Linked DNA regions of Homo sapiens: regions 2 and 3 are each linked to region 1. Evidence: chromatin contacts called from ENCODE Hi-C data. All regions are on one chromosome and are shown on one strand. The core of a region is the stretch at or near the end of the contact, and the rest is flanking DNA. Distances in the headings are between cores, read along the strand shown.

Evidence for each region. Hi-C counts contacts between places; a loop is a spot of excess contacts on that map. Pooled maps may share reads with other maps.
Region 2: a loop to region 1 is called in a pooled map, with 8 times the contacts of the local background. The contact joins the promoter of CENPH here to the promoter of DIMT1 in region 1. A Hi-C loop is called at or near these places in 3 of 50 pooled maps.
Region 3: a pooled map shows a loop between it and region 1 (6-fold over the local background). The contact joins the promoter of SETD9 here to the promoter of DIMT1 in region 1. A Hi-C loop is called at or near these places in 4 of 50 pooled maps.

The regions. Positions count from the first base shown.
Region 1 is chr5:62,402,365-62,405,485 of GRCh38, forward strand. It overlaps DIMT1 (DIM1 rRNA methyltransferase and ribosome maturation factor), which reads right to left and starts at 1,541. Exons shown (of 12, transcript NM_014473.4): 1 at 1,330-1,541; 2 at 909-982. The coding sequence starts at 1,408. RefSeq lists an enhancer at 1,462-1,751.
Region 2 is chr5:69,188,045-69,191,165 of GRCh38, forward strand. CENPH (centromere protein H) reads left to right here and starts at 1,539. Exons shown (of 9, transcript NM_022909.4): 1 at 1,539-1,724. The coding sequence starts at 1,591. It overlaps LOC112267932 (a long non-coding RNA gene), which reads right to left and starts at 1,433. Exons shown (of 2, transcript XR_002956215.2): 1 at 947-1,433. RefSeq lists enhancers at 1,151-1,390, 1,318-1,612 and a silencer at 1,471-1,590.
Region 3 is chr5:56,907,725-56,910,845 of GRCh38, forward strand. It overlaps SETD9 (SET domain containing 9), which reads left to right and starts at 1,872. Exons shown (of 6, transcript NM_153706.4): 1 at 1,872-2,019. The coding sequence starts at 1,922. RefSeq lists enhancers at 1,508-1,597, 2,388-2,437, 2,533-3,121 and silencers at 1,748-1,957, 2,138-2,347.

The sequences.
Region 1 (3,121 bases), core at 291-2,790:
CAACAGCATTTCTGGGATTGGCATTCTGCTTTCTATCTGGAAATATTCCAATAGCCTCTTGTTACCTTCTCTGTTCGTATCAACAAGTTCAAATGGGAAAGGACTGTACGTGTTGGGCGAAGATTTTTCAATTTTCAACCCATGTATGGTTTCAAGGATGCAGAAGAGCAGAAACTGTACACAAAATTGAATGTCTGCACACAGCTCTAATATTCTACGGCCATAGCTTTCATCAGATGCTCAAAGGAAACTATGAGCTAAAAAGGTTAAAATAGTACATGACCCTTCTTTCTTTTTTTCTCAGTTTTCAAATGACACGAAGCCTGACAAGATCCTTTAACTATGTAATGCTCTTTCTACAGCTCCAGGATGCTTTCCTTGCTTTTAACCATAAGTGTAATCTGCACCGTGTGTATTTCACTTCCTAACACCCAATCATCCATAACCATAAGAGAACATCAATAACTCAGAAAGCAGTAATACTCCAAGCAATTTATATGTGGTACTAGCATACACCAAATAATTTATATGTAGTACTATATGTTTTTCTGGGGAACAAACTTTCTAATGTGTAGTTTAGACATAAATAGATGGAGTACATAAAAACTAAGTGATCAAAAAGGTGATTAGAAATAGAAGAATAATTATCTTGAACAAATACAAAGGTCCAGCTATAAAGTAGATAATCCACAAAAAGACACAGAATTGGGAACCAGGAGAAACTCAGACCCACAAAATGAAGCTTATCATGCAGAAGACAGCCCAAGAATCCTAGACAATTATTTGATTCATTCAACAAATATTTACAGAGCATCTAATTTACGGCAGGCAGACTTTCTGCGCTTATGTATTCATAGGAATAAAATTAATAAACCAACAACTCTCTCCCTTTCCTCTTCCACACCCACCTTATCGATAATGCTGTTAATAATGAGAGGATTTTTCAAAATGTGCTGCCCAATCCCCGTGTTGAACATGAGTCCTGTAAGAAAATACGAAACAGCATTAATTTTCCTACTGAGATTAGATATTAGGCAGTACCAGAGAAGAAAGCTGCATGGGTATGGGGAAGATTTCTGCGCCAACCAGGGCCACGAAACGTCACGCCAGGACTGACAAACTCTTTATAAGTTCATCCTCCAGCTGGAAAGGAAGTCAGCGGCGACGCGCAGGGCCTGCGGCCGAGTCGGGGACCCACCCCTGCCTTCCGCGCTCACGGGAGCGCGTCCTGACCGGCCTCTGCCGATCAGGTCTTGGTCCGCACCCCAGGCTAGGTCCTGCCGGAAGACCTGACCCGACCGACCCCAGCTTCCTCGCGGGGATCCGCACCTCCAGCGCTCTTCAGCTCCCGGCGCTGCTCCTGCCGCCCGCGGCGGCGGCCGATGGCCCCCGACTTGACCTTCGGCATCTCGGCAGAAAGCGGGCCCACAGGCCCGGGACGTCAAGGAGGACCAAAGAGGGCTAGCGTGAGAAAGCCACCACGTGGGGATCGCCGCCACGCGCCGCCCGCACCACTCTGGCCCAAGCGCCGGAGGGGCAAGGGTCCGCCCCCTCCCGTACGCTCTGAGCTCCTCCTCCAGAAAAAGGGCGGACCTTGGAGCCCACTGACTGCCGGGAATTGGAGTCACAGAGGGAGGAAGGCCGAACCGCGGGAGCCTACAGATCCCAGAAGACACCGCGCTACCGAGGACTGCAGTCTGGAGTTGGAGCCCTTGTCCCAACCAGGGCTGGATAAGAAGGTGTTGGTGTGGTGCTCTCGGTGTTGCGAAGGCTGTTTAAGTTATATGATGAGGTTAAGCCTATGGATGTTTTAGTAGCCTAGGTTCTGGGATCGCTGAGGTCCAAAGAAGTATTCACGTGCCTCGCTCCTGTTTTCCTGAAGCTTGTGGGGGTGGGAAACCCGGGATTTGGGGATGAGCTTGCTCTTTTGTGGGAATGCATTTTTTGCTGCTTGCCCTGGGGAAAAGAACTGCGAGAATGGAATTAACGTCTGGTTTCGCTAGGGCTACTGGTTGCTTCTACTAAGAATAGAAGAGCCGGGCGCGGAGGCTCACGCCTGTAATCCCAGCACTCTGGGAGGCAGAGGCGGGCGGATCACAAGGTCAGGAGATCGAGACCATCCTGGCTAACACGGGGAAACCCCGTCTCTACTAAAAATACAAAAAATTAGCCGGGCGTGGTGGTGGGCGCCTGTAGTCTCAGCTACTTGGGAGACTGAGGCAGGAGAGTGGCGTGAACCCAGGAGGCGGAGGTTGCAGTGAGCCGAGATCGCGCTACTGCACTCCAGCCTGGGCGGCAGAGCGAGACTCCGTCTCAAAAAAAAAAAAAAAAAAAAAGGAATAGAAGAATAATTATCTTAAACAGATACAAAGCTCCAGCTACAAAGTAGATAATCCACAAAAAGACAGAATTGAGAACCAGGAGAAACTCAGACCCACAGAATGAAGCTTATCGTGCAGAAGACAGCCCGTGAATCCTAGAAAATTATTTGATTCATTTAACAAATAATTCAACAAATTCCTTTTGTGCCTCATCATTCACTCCGTAAACATTTATTGAGCTCCAACTGTGTATCAAACACTGCTAGGGATTCTAAGTAAGAAACTTATTTCAAAGTGTATTATATTGACAGAGATGGACAGAAACTCCAAAACGCTGTAAATACGATAACGTATTGGTCGTTGTGACAGGACAGTGTACCTGACTATAAACTCCGTGTGTACCAGGGCCATAATATCCACATCTGTTTTGCCAGCCAGTGTAATGGCTCTTTTAAATTTTTCTGTGTGTATTCTGTTTGGTTGAAGAAATAGCTTCTTCCTGTCATTACTAAAGCTAACTCTCTTTTGAGCAATTCATTGTGTACATTCCCAAACCTTGGTCTTAGGCCCTTCTTTCTTTGATGTAGTTCTAAGTCAGAAAAAAAATCTCGTATACCCTAGTAGCATCTTCAAGTATATGTTTCATTTCATCAATCATTGTTATTCCACAATTCTAAAGAGTACACTGTGCTAGGCACTTCCAAATGTTAATAGGATGGACATGGCCTGGAGAGGTGGCTCATGCCTGTAATCCCAGCACTTTGAGAGGCCAAGGCGAGCGGATCACTTGAGCTGAGAAG
Region 2 (3,121 bases), core at 289-2,788, 6.8 Mb after region 1:
TCTGTGTCTTTTGAACTGTTTTTTTGTTTGTTTGTTTGTTTTTCGAGAAGGAATCTTGCTCTGTTGCCCAGGCTGGCGTGCATCTCTGGTGTGATCTCGGCTCACTGCAACCTCTGCTTCCCGGGATCAAAGGATTCTCCTGCCTCGGCCTCCCCAGTAGCTGGGATTACAGGTGCCCACCACCACGCCTGGCTAATTTTGTATTTTTAGTAGAGACGAGGTTTCTCCATGTTGGTCAGGCTGGTCTCCAACTCCTGACCTCGAGATCCTCCCCCCTCGGCTTCCCAAAGTGCTGGGATTATAGGTGTGAGCCACAGCGCCCGGCTTTTTTTTTTTTTTTTGAGACGGAGTTTCACTCTGTCACCCAGGCTGAAGTGCAGTGGCGCGATCTCAGCTCACTGCAACCTCCGCCCCCCCGGGTTCAAACGATTCTCCTGCCTCAGCCTCCTGAGTAGCTGGGATTACAGGCGCCCGCCACCACACGCAGCTAACTTTTGTATTTTTAGTAGAGACGGGGTTTCACCATGTTGGCCAGGCTGGTCTTGAATTCCTGACTTCAGGTGATCCACCCGCCTCAGCCCCCAAAGTGCTGGGAGTACAGGGGTGAGCCACCACGCCCAGCGAATTTAACTTTTGTCAGGAGCCGTATTACATTGACAATGGAGAGGAAGAAAACAGCACAGTATGATCAAGTTTAACTAGTGGGTAATTAGCTGTAAAAGAACTCTCGACTCTTGTTCAAAGAGGTTCAAGCTGCTGTGCTTGTGCGGCAAGGACAGTGTCCAAATGAAAAACTACAAATCAGTCATCTGTCCTTCATTTTCTCCATTCCCCCCACTCACTACACAGCTAAGAAAGCTCAAAGGTACCCTGCAGACACTCAAAACTTGAGGGCACGCAACTCTCAGTTACGAGTGGTGGCAATCATAATGACAGAATGAAGTACCAGTGCAAGAAACTGGAAGCGTGTGGATGTCTCCAGGCTGGAAGTCTGGGTTCGAAATGTCTGCAATGCCTCGCACTTGTGGCCCGTCCCTGATCTTCAGAAGCCACTGGTTTCTCCGCCAAACAAAGGGTATGCACCTCATGGGCTCAGGTCAAAAAAGTCTTCTAAACAACCCTCTAATGTTTATCTTTCACAGCCTGCCGGGCACACCCATCTTCAAAGGCAGAGGACGGAAAAGTGCCAAGATGGATGGACATATGGCTGTCGCCGCACTCCCGTGTCCAAGCGCCAAGGCCGAATGACCACTTAGGTCAGGAGATTTTTCCCCTCCAGGCTGCTGTTCCCGGGAGATGTCCCAACGTCTCTAGTCCAGCCCCTAACTCAGCACTCTACACATCCGACGCTTAACGAAAGCTATTCCAACTTTTTACCAGCCGTCTGCAGTTATTTTCACCAGTAGAGCCCGGATGAAAGAGGAGCCCGTAGTAACCACGGCAACCGAAAAACAAGGCGGAAAGGGTGGGGCCCTGGGCGGAAGGGGCGGGGCCCTCGGGCCTTTTCCCGGCGTCCATTTAGTGGCGGGAAAAGCGACCTTTTCTGAGCGCGTTTGCCTGTTGAGTGGTAGCCTTTCCCCTCAACCAGCAATGGAGGAGCAGCCCCAGATGCAAGACGCCGACGAGCCCGCGGACTCCGGAGGGGAAGGCCGGGCAGGCGGGCCACCGCAGGTCGCCGGCGCCCAGGCGGCGTGCAGCGAGGACCGCATGACCCTGCTCCTCAGGTTGTTCCCTTTGGCCTCCTCAGCCGGGGCCAAGTGGGCGTTGTGGCCCGGAACTCCGCCCTTGCTCAGAAGGGCTAGGGTTCGAATTCACGCTCGGTCACGTCAGGTCTCCGTGATTGCCTCATTCACTTAAACTGTTGAAGCTCTTTCTTCATCAGCGAAAAGGAGAGAAAAATGACCCCCTGGAGAGAGGTTACAAGGGTTAAATGAGATAGTCTAGGAAAGTGTTGAGCACAGTGCCCCGGGCCCTTAGAAGCTGTAATTTCTCCTCCTGTTTCCCCGCCCTCCCCCTACCTCTCTGGTTTACAGACAAATTGAATGCCAGAGCTAAACTGGAAGGAAGGTGCCCCTACCATTTCTTTTAGAACTACGACCCTTTGTAACCCAGAAGCTTTATATGTTATAAATTCTACTAAGCGGACGGTGTTTATACTTTTCCACTAAGCGGTTGCTGGGGAAGATTCGATGAGAAGGGACATTCGTCTTCTAAACTAGTGAGCAGGAGAAGGTCCTGGGCCAAATCTGCCTAACTGCCTATTTTTGTGTGACCACTCAAGCTAAGAATAGTTTTTATGTTTAAGTGTTGCAGGGAAAAGATCATAAAAATATTTCATAACACGTGAACTCTATTAGAAATTCAAGTTTCAGTTTCCATAAACAGTTTTATTGGAGTACAACTTTCCTGCCACAAGGGTGGAATTGAGTAGCTAAAACAGAGACCGTGTGACTCACAAACCCTAAAAAATTTACTATCAGGTCCTTTACAGAAAAAAATTTGCGGTCCTCTGTTCTATATCATAACAGAGGTAGTTTTAAAAAAATCATTATTGGCTGAGCGCGGTGGCTCACGCCTGTAATCCCAACACTTTGGGATGCCGAGGCAGACGGATCACCTTAAGTCAGGAGTTCAAGACCAGCCTGGCCAACCATGGCCAACATGGTGAAACCCCGTCTCTACTAAAAATACAAAAATTAGCTGGGCGTGGTGGCGGGCGCCTGTAATCCCAGCTACTCAGGAGGCTGAGGCAAGAGAATTGATTGAACCCGGGAGGCAGAGGTTGCAGTGAGCAGAAGATTGTGCCATTGCACTCCAGCCTGGGCAATAGAGCAAGACTCTTGACTCAAAAAAAAAAAATTAATTACCATTTTTTTCTTTCTTAAATGTTTTGAAAAATGAAAAGATGTCTATTTCTTTTTTATTGTTTTTTCCTCCTCACCCTTGCTGTCATCTTAAATTACCATTTGCTCATAGTTTTTCTACTTATGTATGATTTTTGGATTTATAGAACAACTGAAAAACTATATGAATTAGTAATCCAAGGATTAGTATCTTTGTTATTTTTCTGTATCTCCTGATAAAAATCTGTGTTTGTAAATACAGTGGTTTGGGGTTTAAT
Region 3 (3,121 bases), core at 622-3,121, 5.5 Mb before region 1:
AATATACAAAAACTGATTTTTTTCTTTTTTTAGACAAGTACATTACCATAGGTAAAGATTAAACTAGTTCTTTTGGGTTCTTTGTTAAGTTTGGAGACTATAAAGAAACTTTCTTGTATGCCACTTATTAATACATCCTGGAACTGAATTGACTCCATTTAGCAAGTCAGGTAAATCTAGATTATGCCAAATTATCAAACAAACACAGAGTCTGAGAGAAAGCCTCTAGAGTTTGCTAACATTCTATATGATATGAACGAAATAGAGACATTGGTAGATACTCTTTCTCTTTATTTCTTTCAGAATAGAACAAATTAGTCCCGCAGCTACTGGCGATTGGCTGAATTTTTTTTTTTTTTGAGACGGGATCTCACTCTGTCACCCAGGCTGGAGTGCAGTGGCGGATCTCGGCTCCCTGCAACCTCCGTCTCTCAGGTTCAAGCGATTCTTCTGCCTCAGCCTCCTGAGTAGCTGGGACTACAGGCACGTGCCACCAACGCTCGGCTAATTTTTGTATTTGTTCTTTTTTAGTAAAGACGGGGTTTCGCCATGTTGGCCAGATTGGTCCCGAACTCCTGACCTCAGGGGATCCACCCGCCTCGGCCTCCCAAAGTGCTGGGATTACAGGCGTGAGCCACTGCGCCCGGCCTTGGCTGAGTTTTTATTAGATCTGAGCCGTTCAATTTCAATAGTTTAGGATCCAACCTCACTCTCAGGCAAAGAATAGAGGAAATGATACCAACGTATTTATCTGTCAATAAACACTTGGTGATTTGAATATGGTTAAGGGATTCCTGTAGTTTGCCCCCCTTAAAACTGAACTTTGTCCAAACCTGTTCTAAATATGTGTGTGCGTGTGCATGCATCTGGGTGTTGGGGAGGAGCGGTCGTAAAGTTCCTTTTAAATTTCACCTATGGGGGACTACTTCCCACCTCATCCTATGAAGTCAACATTAGCCTAAATACCAAAGCCAGATTAAGACACTACAAGAAAACTACGAAACAATATCTCTCACGAACACAGATGCAGAACTTCTAGACAAAACGTTTCCAAATTGAAGCGAAGACCATATTAAAAGGACAAAAGCACCTCAGTGGTTGCTTGGGGACTGGGGGAGGGGCTGGATTACTATCTTGGCTGTGGTGTCGAAAACCTATCAAATTGTTCACTTTAAATATGTGCAGTTTATTGTATCCCAACCATTCCTCAACAAAGCTGTTTTTCAGAAACATTTGTCCATGTAGTTTTGCCTTTGAATGGTTGGGTCAATGAAGAGAAAAACGAGTGAAAACAGGGAATCATGACACTTTGTTTTTTTACGTGTAAATATTCGCAAAACGCCCAAACTGGTAACTTTGGGAACACGGGTTCACGCAGAAGAAGGGCTGCTGTCTGGGGAGGACTGAAACTCGGGTTCCCGAAGTCGGGCTGCTCTGGGGCCACGGAGAGAAGGGGAGAGAACGTCGAGGAAGAGGCAGAGCTCAAGTGGACGGAGGATGGAACACAGAGCGCGGCCGGGACAAAGGGGCAGGCCAGACAGCCGTGACAGAGAAACTAGGCGGTCCGCTCCTGGGACGCGGTCTCGGGGGCGGGTTCGCCCCTGAGGCCCGGTGACCCTTCGCCCGCAACCAGGGCTAGCGCTTGTGTGCGCCCACGGAAGCACCCGAGCGACCGGAGAAAGAAAAAGTGGTCAAGGGGACCTCCTTCCAGCTCTACGCGCCTCTCATTCAGAGAGGTGAGGTCAGGAAAGGGGAAGGACGAAGCCCCAGAGCAACAGAAGTCAGGCGGTGCCAGGAACACTGAGAGCGGAGCCAGGGGAAGGCGGCCGAGCGCGGCCCCCTCTCCTCCCGGGCCGGGGCGGGCCCGAGGCCTCGATCCGCCTTCCCCGCGCCGTCCTGGTCACGGCCCCGCGGGGCAGCCATGCCTGGCCGTCTGCTGCGGGGCCTGTGGCAGCGATGGCGCCGTTACAAGTACCGCTTCGTTCCCTGGATCGCACTGAACCTAAGCCACAACCCGAGGTGAGAGGGCGGGACGGCAGAACGAGGGGCACCTGCCTTCGGTTCCCAGACGCCACCACGGCGGCGGGACGCAAAGCGGAGAGCCTGAGGCTGACTGCCGGCCTGAGATGGGCGGGCCCGGGTGGGCAGGGACTGAGGTGGGCGGGCCGGGTGGGCGGGGACTGAGGCCTCGGAGGGGTTTAAGGAACGCGGGCCAGAGGCGGGCGGGGCCGAGGTTGGTGGAGTCCGAGGCCCGCTGGAAGCCTGAAGTGGGCGGTGGCTTCAGGTGGGCGGGGCCTATGGCCTCTTTCCCAGTGTCCGCTGCGCTGCCGGGCCCGCGAGGCCGAGCTCGCCAGCCGGATGTGTCGCCTGTTCTTCCCTGTTGCGTTCGGCACTGACTGGGGAGCTTGTATCTGGGCAAAAATGGAAACTTTTTAAAAAGACTGCCCTTACCGCGTGAGAGTGCGTGGCTTTTTCTCCACCAGGGGTTAATTAGGTGCTTGAACTTCCTCAGAAAAGCCAAGCCAGGGTTTATTTTCATAGTTCATACAAGTACTTCACGTGGTTAAAGAAGCCCATCCCGGCTGTGAGAATAGCGTGCAGTAGCTCGCGCGTTAAGAACGGGCAGAACGCCACTCAAAAGCACGTCGGGATGGTGGGTTTCGGATTGGGGTGAGTCCCGCCGGCGTTATTAAGGGCGCACCAGTGATCAGCTCAACACCGTGCTCACCAAAGAGGCCGACCGGGCCTCCCTGAAGTCAGTGTCCGACAAATAGGGAAACAAAGCGGTTTCCGGAAGGTTGCATGCTAGGGAAACAGGAGATCAGTTGTATCATGACTCGGAACCGTGAGGCGGGAATTACAACCTTTTTGTTCAAGTAAAAATAATGCAGTTAGTACAAAAAGATAATGATTATGGAAATAAGAGGTGCAGTCATTGAAGACGTTAGTCGTCCTGGAGGGAGTGTCACAAAGTATACGATGTTGAATTTGTCTTTGAAACTACAAGGCCATTTTTAAAAAGCCATTGAATGTGAGGTCATTCATTCTCATTGTGATGACATTCAGCTTGGCTGTTGGGTGTAGTACGGGAAAGAGCTGAACTTCGTTTCTGCCTCTGGCT